2 separate regions of the Homo sapiens genome follow, and region 1 is linked to region 2. Evidence: chromatin loops called from intact Hi-C (ENCODE). Cell type or tissue: B cell. All regions are shown on one strand. Each heading gives the region's core, and the rest is flanking DNA. Links, peaks and the distances in the headings are about the cores only.

Region 1 (5,355 bases), core at 265-5,264, 350 kb after region 2:
TGCCCAGGCTGGAGTGCACTGGCGCAATCTTGCCTCACTGCAAACTCCGCCTCTTGGGTTTAGGCGGTTCTCATGCCTCAGCCTTCCAAAGTGCTGGGATTACAGGCATGAACCACCACGCTCGGCCTAACATGTCCTATCAGTTTCTTTTCTTTGTTTTTACTAAATTCTTTTTTTTTTTTTTTTTTTTTTTTGAGATGAAGTCTCACTCTTGTCCTCCAGGCTGGAGTGCAATGGCACGATCTCGGCTCACTGCAACATTTGCCTCCCGGGTTCAAGCGATTCTCCTGCCTCAGCCTCCCAAGTAGCTGGGATTACAGGTGCATACCACCACGCCCAGCTAATTTTTTGTGTTTTAAGTAGAGACGGGGTTTCACCATGTTGGCCAGGCTGGTCTCAAATTCCTGACCTCAGGTGATCCGCCTGCCTCAGCCTCCCAAAGTGCTAGGATTACAGGCGTGAGCCACCGAGCCCAGCCTGTTTTTGCTAAATTCTTTCAGGGACAAAGCACTTTTTGTCAAGGGACGGAAGAGATCATTAAATTTCCATTATTCTTACTTCCACTCCACTTCATAATAAATGATTCAAATGCCCAAACATAAGCCAAAACACTGCTTAAAAACTTTTTTGGTAGAGAAGATCTTGAACGCTATGCTGTCCAGGCTGGTCTCAAACTCCTGGCCTCAAGTGATCCTCCCTTCTTGGCCTCCAAAGTGCTGGGATTATAGACATGAGCCATCACATCTGGCCTCACCCCATTTTTTTCTCACCCCATTATTAATGCCAAACTTTGTCAGCAACAAAAGTCAGCAAAAAACGAAGAAAGTCATGAACCCTAACCTTAATACCTTGATTAAAGAAGCCTTCACTGACACTCTTACAGAATGAAAAACTATGGACTGGAAGAAAATATTTACAAATCCAAGTCTGTATTCCTAGTATCCAGAATATATGAAGAACTCTCAAAATTCAACAGTAGAAAAAGCAAACCACCCAATTTTTTTTTTCTTGAGACAGAGTCTCACTCTGTCACCCAGGCTGGAGTGTGCAGTGGTGCGATCTCGGCTCACTGCAACCTCCACCTCCCGGGTTCACGCCATTCTCCTGCTTCAGCCTCCCGAGTAGCTGGGACTACAACCACACCCGGCTAATTTGTTGTATTTTTAGTAGAGACAGGGTTTCACCGTGTTAGCCAGGATGGTCTCGATCTCCTGACGTCGTGATCTGCCCACCTCAGCCTCCCAAAGTGCTGGGATTACAGGTGTGAGCCACTGTGCCCAGCCCAAACCACCCAATATTTTAAAAAGGCAAGCAGGGCACTGTGTCACATGCCTGTAGTTCCAGCTACTCAGGAGGCTGAGGCAGAAGGATCTCTTGAGGTGAGGGGTCTGTGGATGTAGTATGCCATGGTCATATCTGTGAATAGCCACTGTGCTCCAACCTGGGCAACATAGCAAGACCAGATCTCAAAAAAAAAAAAAAAAAAAAAAGCTAGGGAATCAAATGGTCACTTCATCAAAGAAGATATAAGATTGGCCAATAAGTACATAATAGGACTTCGACATTGTCAACCGCTAGGGAAATGCGTATTAGAACCATAATAAAATACCACTCCATACCTATCAGAACAGTTAAAATAAAAAATACTGACAACACCAACTGTTGGTGATAGAGTAACTGGAACTCTCATACATCACTAGTGAAATGTCAAGTAGTACAGCCACCGGGAAAGTTTGTTATAAAATTAAGCATATATCTAACCAAATGTTGATGGCTATTGTGATACCCTGGTTCTTGTCTTCTTAGTTTAAAAGAATTTAGGCCGGACACGGTGGCTCATGCCTGTAATCCCAGCACTTTGGGAGGCCCAGGCAGGCAGATCACGAATTCTGGAGATTGAGACCATCCTGGGTAACGTGGTGAAACCCCACCTCTACTAAAAATACAAAAAAGTAGCCGGGCGTGGTAGCAGGCGCCTGTGTCCCAGCTACTCGGGAGGCTGAGGCAGGAGAATGGCATGAACCCAAGAGGCGGAGCTTGCAGTGAGCCGAGATCGTGCCACTGCACTCCAGCCTGGGCAACAGAGCGAGACTCCATCTCAAAAAAAACAAAAATGTAAACAAGAGACACACAGCAAAAGAAGTGCAGCATAGGCCAGGCGCGGTGGCTCATGCCTGTAATCCCAGCACTTTGGGAGGCCGAAGTGGGTGGATCATGAGGTCAAGAATTCAAGACCATCCTGGCCAACATGGTGAAACCTCATATCTACTAAAAATACCAAAAATTAGCTGGATGTGATGGTGCATGCCTGTAATCCCAGCTACTTGGGAGGCAGAGGCAGGAGAATTGCTTGAACCAGGGAGTCAGAGGTTTCAGTGAGCCAAGATCACTCTACTGCACTCCAGCCTGGCGACACAGAGAGACTCCATCTCGGGAAAAAAAAAAAAGTGCAGCATAGAGTTATTTATTGTAAAGGAGAAAGAGGATTTTGAAAATTAAGTGCAGAATGGGCAGCACACTCAGAGAGAGGATTCAGGGTAGGCTGCTCATTTAAGGATGAGACAGCAAAAACTGGCACTAAGGAGACTCCCTTTATGGGAGTCTTATGTGATTATTCATAAGGAAGTGGAAAGAGGAGTTACTAGTAAGCATGTTCTGGGTGGTCTTCTGGGTGCACATGCACAGTAGTTTACATGCTTGTTCATACACCACATGTCTCATTACCATCTTAAATTTCCACCCAGGGGTGTATTTTTTACTATTAAAATAAGCAAAGGGTCAGTTTGAGACCAGGTAAAATCAAAGTGTGCATGCTGTCAGGGCCGGGCGCGGTGGCTCACGCATGTAATCCCAGCATTTTGGGAGGCTGAGGTGGGTGGATCACCTGAGGTCGGGAGTTTGAGAGCAGCCTGGCCAACATAATGAAATCCCATCTCTACAGAAAAATACAAAAATTAGCTGGGCATGGTGGCATGTGCCTGTGGTCCCAGCTACTCAGGAGGCTGAGGCAGAAGAATTGCTTGAACCTGGGAGGCAGAGGTTGTAGTGAGCCGGGATGACACCACTGCACTCCAGCCTGGGTGACAGAGCAAGACTCCATCTCAGAAAAAGGAAAGGACAGGAGAGGAGAGGGGAGAGGAGGGGAGGGGAGGTGAACCGCAAAGTTTGCATGCTGTCTACATGGGAAATTCCCTACTGCAGATAGCTTTGCTTGAATTAGCTCAGTTGCATTGTGAATGCTGAGGCTTATTGTGTTGACTGAATGGTCAGCATGATTGCTGTGTCCTGAGACCCTGGTTACTTCCTTGACTACCTACCCTGCATCAGTATGAACCAGAAGCCCCATACCTGGGGACTGTTGTATGTATGAATAATTTGTTCCTTTTTATTGCTAAGCAGCATTCCACTGGATAAACAAGGTATGGTATAGCCATATAGTGGAATACTTCTTAGCAATAAGGAAAGACATATTGACACATGCAGTGACTTTGATGAATCTCAAAGGTATCATGTGCTGTGAAAGAATCCAGTCTTTAAAAATTACAGGCCTGGCGTGGTGGCTCATGCCTGTAATCCCAGCACTTTGGGAGGCCGAGGCAGGTGGATCACGAGGTTGGGAGATCGAGACCCTCCTGGCTAACATGATGAAACCCTGTCTCTACTAAAAATACAAAAAATTAGCCAGGCATAGTGGCGGGCGCCTGTAGTCCCAGCTACTCGGGAGGCTGAGGCAGGAGAATGGCGTGAACCCGGGAGGCGGAGCTTGCAGCGAGCCGAGATTGCGCCACTGCACTCCAGCCTGGGCGACAGAGCAAGACTCTGTCTCAAAAAAAAAAAAATAAAATAAAATAAATAAAATAAAATAAAATAAAATAAAATAAAAATTACATATTAAATGATTCCATTTATATGGCATTTTTGAAAGTACAATCTATAATGATGAACGGATCAATGGTTGCCACGGGGCAGGGGAAGGGTGTGGCTACAAGGGAGTTTTGGGGTGTGACATAACTGTTCTTTGCTGAAGCAGAGTCTCACTCTGTCACCCAGGCTGGAGTGCAGTGGTGAGACCATAGCTCACTGCAGTCTTGAAATCTCAGGCTTAAGTGGGAGTTCAGCCTTGAGTAGCTGGGACTACAGGCACATGCCACCATGCCTGGCTTTTTTTTTTTTCTTTTTCTTTTTCTTTTTTTGAGACGGAGTCTCACTCTGTCGCCAGGCTGGAGTGCAGTGGCGCAATCTTGGTTCACTGCAACCTCCGCCTGCCGGGTTCAAGCGATTCTCCTGCCTCAGCTTCCTGAGTAGCTGGGACTACAGGCACGTGCCACCACAGTCAGCTAATTTTTGTATTTTTAGTAGAGACGGGGTTTCACCATGTTGGCCAGGATGGTCTTGATCTCCTGACCTCATGATCTGCCTGCCTCGGCCTCCCAAAGTGCTAGGATTATAGGCGTGAGCCACCGTGCCCGGCCAATAAATTTCTTTCTATAGCCATATATATATATATGTATATCATTGGTTCTGTTTCTCTGGAGAACGCTAATACAAGTGAAGTGTGATTCAAATTTTCTTTTCTTTTTCTTTTTTTTTTTTTTGGAGACGGAGTCTCACTCTGTCACCCAGGCTGGAGTGCATAACCCCCCAGGCCCAAGCAAGCCTCCCACCTCTGCCTCCTGAGTAGCTGGGACTACAGGCATGCATTACAGTGCCCATGCCTAGCTATTTTCTTTTTTTAGACGGAGTTTCCCTCTTGTCGCCCAGGCTGCAGTGCAATGGCTGTTCACAGGCATGATCCCTCTACTGACCAGCACGGAAGTGCTTCATTTCTGATCTGGGCCAGTTCACCCCTCCTTAGGCAAACTGGTGATTCCTCACTCCTGGGAGGTCACCATGTTGATGCCAAATTTAGTGTGGACACCCAATTAGCATTGTGCACTAAAGCCCAGAACTCCTGGGCTCAAATGATCTTCCCACCTCACCCTCCCCAGTAGCTAGGACTACAGGCACGTGCACACCTGATATCTCTGAGCCTTTACACATGCTTCTTTCTCTGCCTCCTCCCACCCCAACCCAACTATCTTCTACTCTTTCTTCAGGATTCAGCATAGGTATCATCTCTTTTAGAGAACTTTATCTGTCAGGACTGATTCAAGTAATAGAAACTTCCTTGCACTAACAAGCCAAAAAGGGAAAAAGGGATTTAATATAAGAGTATAGAAGCATACTCTTCCTTGAGGAAGGAATCATCCAAAACCAAGCACTCCATTTCATTAGGACTTTATCTCTTGTGTCTGTTCTTTCCCACCCTTAGAATCCCAGTTGGCCTCTTCAAGTAGCTTTGTTACTGCCTATCTA
Region 2 (5,355 bases), core at 115-5,114:
TTTTTTGTATTTTTAGTAGAAACGGGGTTTCACCATGTTGGTCAGGCTGGTCTTCAACTCCTGACCTCAAGTGATTGGCCCACCTCGGCCTCCCAAAGTGCTGGGATTACAGGCAGGAACCACTGCGCCTGGTCCCATACATGTTTTTAAAGGGTTAGTCCCAAATCTAAAGTTTACTAGTAGTGCCTGTGTTTTCCAGCTAATTCCCACATAATTCTACTTAGAAGGAAACTTTAATTCTGATTAAGTTTGAATTGAGAAACATAAATCTGATGCCTTTCAATGTCCAAGCTTTAAAAAAAAAATCACCACAAAATTTTCAGTAAACTTACTAAATATGACACTTTATAGAAACCATTCCAAATTCTTATAATAGTTTTCGTAGAATCAGGACTAAAATGGGTTTTCAGGTATTTCTTTCCTACCCTTTATCTAAGACTACCTACAAGTGTTATTTACGTGTAATTCCCACCAACTCACATCTCCTTCCTTCATAAAGCATTTCTATTTCATAACTTTTCTATGAAAGGCAGTATAGCACATACAGTGAAATGTGATAGAAAGAAACGGTTCTGGCACAAGATTAGCATGATTTTTGTATTAGTGCCACTACTTAGAGCTGTGATACTGCCAAGTTACCCAACATCGTGGTGTCTCAGTTTCCTTATCTGTAGGATGAAAAAACCACCACCTAGCTAATTAAAATAGGATACTGCTTAGCCTTTGGTGGGTGCTCAGTAAATGGTCACTATCATGATACAAGATGGTCATCAAATACTTCCTATTGTAGTTGAAGGTCAATTTCTCTTTCCACTTTTCCTCAAGATGCAGAATGGCTGGTTTTTTCTTTTACGGTTTCAAAACTTCACTAGTTAGAGATAATACTACTGCTAAATTTTAATCTATTATATTTGCATCACAACTTTTATTATATCAAAGTAATTGATACAGCTATCTATACTTGTCTTTTGTCTAGGATATGCTCTCCAAATCTTGATTCTCTTTAAAAGATAATGGCATACTTCCTAACATATCCAACTTAACAGCATCAATTTTAAATGCTGGACCCTTTAAGTACTTATGCATTATATTTATAAGAACATGTCTATGGCCGGGCTCGGTGGCTCATGCCTATAATTCCAGCACTTTGGGAGGCCAAGGTGGGTGGGTCACTTGAGTCCAGGAGTTCAAGGCAAGTCTGGGTGACATGGTGAAACCCCATGTCTACAAAAAATACAAAAATTAGTTGGGCGTGGTGTAGTGCACCTGCAGTTTCTAACTTCTTTAGGGAAGCTGAGGTGTGAGGAGGATCGCTTGAGCCCAGGAGGCAGAGGCTGCAGTGAGCTGAGATTGCACCACTGCACTGCAACCCGGGTGACAGAGTGAGACCCTGTCTCCAAACGGAAAAAAAAAAAAAAAAAGAACATGTCTTATACACGGGGACTCCTGCTTCACTGTAACTGTCTTTAAAATGTTTAAATTTATGTTTTTCTTTTTAAAATATTCTAAATATTCAGCAAAGAAAAAGAACCAAAATCACAGATTTAAACCTCAAAGTGCCAGCCTATAATAATGAGTAAAAACCGGCATATGAGGGCTGACAAATTTGCTTGAGCAGCAGACTAAGGGATTTCTGGAAAACTCTATATAAAACGTACACGGGTACATGGGTTCTTTGGAATAATTGCTAGGTATGCTTCTGGATAGTGTCAGGGAAAAAAAAAGGGAGAGGATGGTAAGGATACTCACAGCAGACAGGAGAGCCTGAAATGAAAGGTAAATGAATTTGAAAGGATGGTTCCTTCTGGTCCTCCATTTTAGAAAGCAAGCTCCTCTTTACTGTCTCCCTGCACTCACAAACACAGGCCAGCCACAACAGAGCAGCATTTTGCCGTTGCTTCTTTCATCTACTTCAATCATCTCCCCCCACCCCCAACTTCATTTTGCCTACTTCAATCATCTACACTGCCTTCTTGCTAATTATATAACCACTGCTTTTTTTTTCACCTGTTTATTAACTTTTCTTCTTTTCTGTATCTTCTCTAGTCAATTGACCTTCCTCTTTTCTGTTCGCTGCTTCCTAGAGTTTTTGTTTTTTCTCTTTTGTGTTATTTTGTATTTCTTTGCATTGCCTTTTATATTATTCTAAATCTCCTTTTTATTCCCCTGCCCAATATTGTTCTTTACCTACAGAAACAATGTTGGTACTTCAGGTACACACCACTTACATATTTTAAAATGTGTATGCTAAATAACCTTCCACACTGGTAGTAACGCTGGCCTCATTACCGCTGGGAAAAAAGTCAGTTTTTTCCACTACCATATTCCCTATTTATTCCTCTTTTAAATCTTTCTTCTCCTTCTCTGGACTACACTGAATTGCCATCATAGAATTCTAATACAGTTTCTAGTACTCTGATGTGGCAGATCCTAGGAGGATAAAAAGCTAACTGAAGAGTGGTAGAAAGTGTTAGGATAGGCAAAAAATGGAATTTGGTTTTAATATTGCCATAACCGTTAACTGACAAGTGAAAATCTCATACATGGAGGGTTCCACCAGCTTACTACTGACAGTAGAGGATAGGAGCCTATCAAAATTGATCTTACAAACTAACCTGGGTTTAAAATTATGTTCCTGTTTGGGCCCTGTCCTTCTCTAATGCCTTTTTCAGCTAACTGAAAAGAGGAACCGTATGGTTTCCTTATTTTAAGCAAAGTCACAAAAGAGGAAACATTTTTGGCTAAAGACAATTCATGGCTTATATTTTCTGATGCTTTGCATAGCATTAAAACAGATTTTTAAAATGAAGTTCTGAAGAGAATAACATTTTCTAAAGAAGTCCCCCCGCCTTTTTTTGTAATCTATAAGAATAATGGGTAGGAACTGCATGGATGATGACCATCCAGAGATTATTCAAATCCCTATATCTATGCCAAAAGTGTTCAAATTTTCCCTTTTAAATCTTTTGCAAAATGGATAAAAAGCAGAATTTATTAACTCAGATTTCACTGCCTCTGCTTATTTTCTGGTAGAAGTACTAGTAAAAAGCAAAAACTAAAATGGAAAGGAATCAAGAAGCCCAATACAGGTTAAATGTTTACTGTGCTCCTAATATATAAGGCATTAACTACAAAGAAATCAAAATATAAAAACATGAGGCAATAAAGGGTAGCAGAAAGAATGTATGCTTTGGAATCAGGTGGCCCTGGGTACAAACTCCCAATCTGTCACTTCGAGTGGTATAACATCAGGCAAACTGCTTAACTCATTTGACACTGTCTCTTTATCTGTAAATAAGGGATCCCTTTACCTTCCTTATAAAGTCATTTGAAGGTTCTGTGAAATAAAGTATGCAAAACTGGGATAGTACAACACATAATATGCTCTAGATAAGTATTTTTCTTTCTCCTTTCTGCCTTCTTCAAGGTTCTTTATAATCTTGTTCAAGGAAGTAGGTATAGGAAAATGTGAAAAGTAAACACAATTACTTAAGAGAATAGAAGTGTGAGTGAGATACATACATGAATTATGTAAGGAACCATAAAAACAATAAATGAGAGCTAGGGGGAATTCAGTAAATGACTGATCTGTTTGGGCTGTAGTCAGTCACAGAGAACTTGGGTTAAGAAGGGGAATTTAAACTGAGGTCTGAAAGATGAGGACAGATTCAGATATGCAGCCAGAAAGGGGAAGAGGCTAGGTCTGGAAGAAAAATAAAAAAAAAAGAACACCCTTGAGAAGGGTAAAAAACAGCATAGAAGTGTCTGTTTAGCAGGGAAAAATCGTGTGTTTAGAAAGTATGCAAGGTGGGAAAGGGATGCATTTGGCTGGATAAGAAGTTTCAGTCATGATACGTGAATCTGGACTGGTTAACTCAAGCCAGAAGGAAGAAAACTCAATTTAGAAGTTTTATCTTAACAGGCCAGGCGTGGTGGCTCATGCCTGTAATCCCAGCATTTTGGGAGGCTGAGGCGGACAGATCACTTGAGGTCAGGAGTTCGAGACCGGTCTGGACAACATGGTGAAACCCTGTCTCTACTAAAAATACAAAAATTAGCCAGGTGTGGTAGTGTATGCCTACTGTAGTCCCAGCTACTCGGGAGGATGAGGCACAAGAATCGCTTGAACCCAGGATGTAGAGGTTGCAGCGAGACAAGATCATGCCACTGCACTCCAGCCTGGGTGACAGAACGACTCTGTCTCCAAAAAAAAAAAGAAAAAGGAAGTTTTATCTTAACAGAAATTAAACCCTCAAGCAAGGCAGTAGTAACCTGATCATGCACACTTTTAAGATTAATTCAGCAGTGTGCAGGAGAGTTCAAAGGAGAACTGTTTTAAAATTCAGGCTTGAATTATTCGTATAGGGAAAAAAATCACATATCTTTTCTTCTACTAAAACAGGGCCATTTATCATCACTGTGTACCAAGTGGTAGAGGAGTAAGCAATGATATGCTGTTTAGATATGCTGAAAAGGTAATTTGTAAAACCTTTATTGCACCTTCCAACAGAACATCAAATCTCTCTAAATATAGGCTTATGAGTCAGAAGAACTATAGTTTCTAATCATGTATACCAATATCTAACACCCTAAGATTTTCTATTCCCTAATGTTAAGAGATAACCAAATAGTTGCCATTGTGTTTGATGATGTGCAAAACAAGTATATTATACCAAAAGTTGCAAATTGTCTCAGTAGAACTCTTCACTTTAGAGGAAAGGCAATTGAGAACAGGAAAGGTTAAGCAACTAGTTCTCATGGTTAGACAGGTAGTTAGATGGGAGAAGTAGAACTGAAACTTAACTCTCCAAGTTTTAGCATCTACCACATCCCAGAAAAAGCCCTATCTGCCAAACTTTCATATGTGCCTTATTTTCCTGTGCCCACATTGTTGCTCTCCCTGGCTGGAAACTTAATTAGTTTTTATAGACTTTTAAAATTCAGTTCAAGCTTTACTTCACTGAAGCCTTTCCAGGCTAGGTTAACTTCTCTGTACATCTCCTGCATACTTTTATGAGAAAGCTTATCAAATTATTGTAATTGGGCCAGGCGTGGTGGCTCACACCTGTAATCCCAGCACTTTGGGAGGCCAAGGCAGGCAGATCACCTGAGGTCAGTTCTCGAGCAGCCTGGCCAACACGGTGAAACCCCGTCTGTGCTAAAAATACAAAAATAGGCCAGGCGTGGTGATGTGTACCTGTAATCCCAGCTACTTGGAGGCTGAGAGAGGAGAATCAGTTGAACCTGGGAAGCGGAATTTGCAGTGAGCCCAGATTGTGCCACTACACTCCAGCCTGGGTGACAGAGTAAGACTGTCTTGAAAAAAAAAAAATTATTGTAATTATTTTTTAGCTT

The links. Peaks named below come from ENCODE experiments on the same cell type or tissue, not always from the same donor. Only the 100,000 strongest peaks of a DNase experiment are listed, where the experiment ranks them.
Region 1: it touches region 2 in a loop (5-fold over the local background); 3 of 110 quality-filtered maps call a loop at or near these places.

What each region holds. Positions count from the first base shown.
Region 1 is chr17:30,959,229-30,964,583 of GRCh38, reverse strand. ADAP2 (ArfGAP with dual PH domains 2) reads right to left here. Exons shown (of 11, transcript NM_018404.3): 11 at 5,262-5,355. It also overlaps a transcript of RNF135 not described here and the pseudogene RN7SL138P. Among named protein-coding and RNA genes, the nearest start is that of RNF135, 9.1 kb to the left of the region's middle. RefSeq lists a silencer at 4,062-4,111. In B cell, for the core only: no CTCF peak of the experiment used is centred there; DNase peaks (open chromatin) are centred at 3,183 and 4,003; H3K4me3 peaks cover 782 bases; H3K27ac peaks cover 1,058 bases.
Region 2 is chr17:31,307,007-31,312,361 of GRCh38, reverse strand. The region is part of intron 36 of NF1 (neurofibromin 1); the gene reads right to left. All of the region lies in intron 1 of EVI2B (ecotropic viral integration site 2B), which reads left to right. Among named protein-coding and RNA genes, the nearest start is that of EVI2B, 4.4 kb to the left of the region's middle. RefSeq lists an enhancer at 1,081-1,160. In B cell, for the core only: no CTCF peak of the experiment used is centred there; DNase peaks (open chromatin) are centred at 1,261, 1,901, 2,621 and 3,621; H3K4me3 peaks cover 5,000 bases; H3K27ac peaks cover 5,000 bases.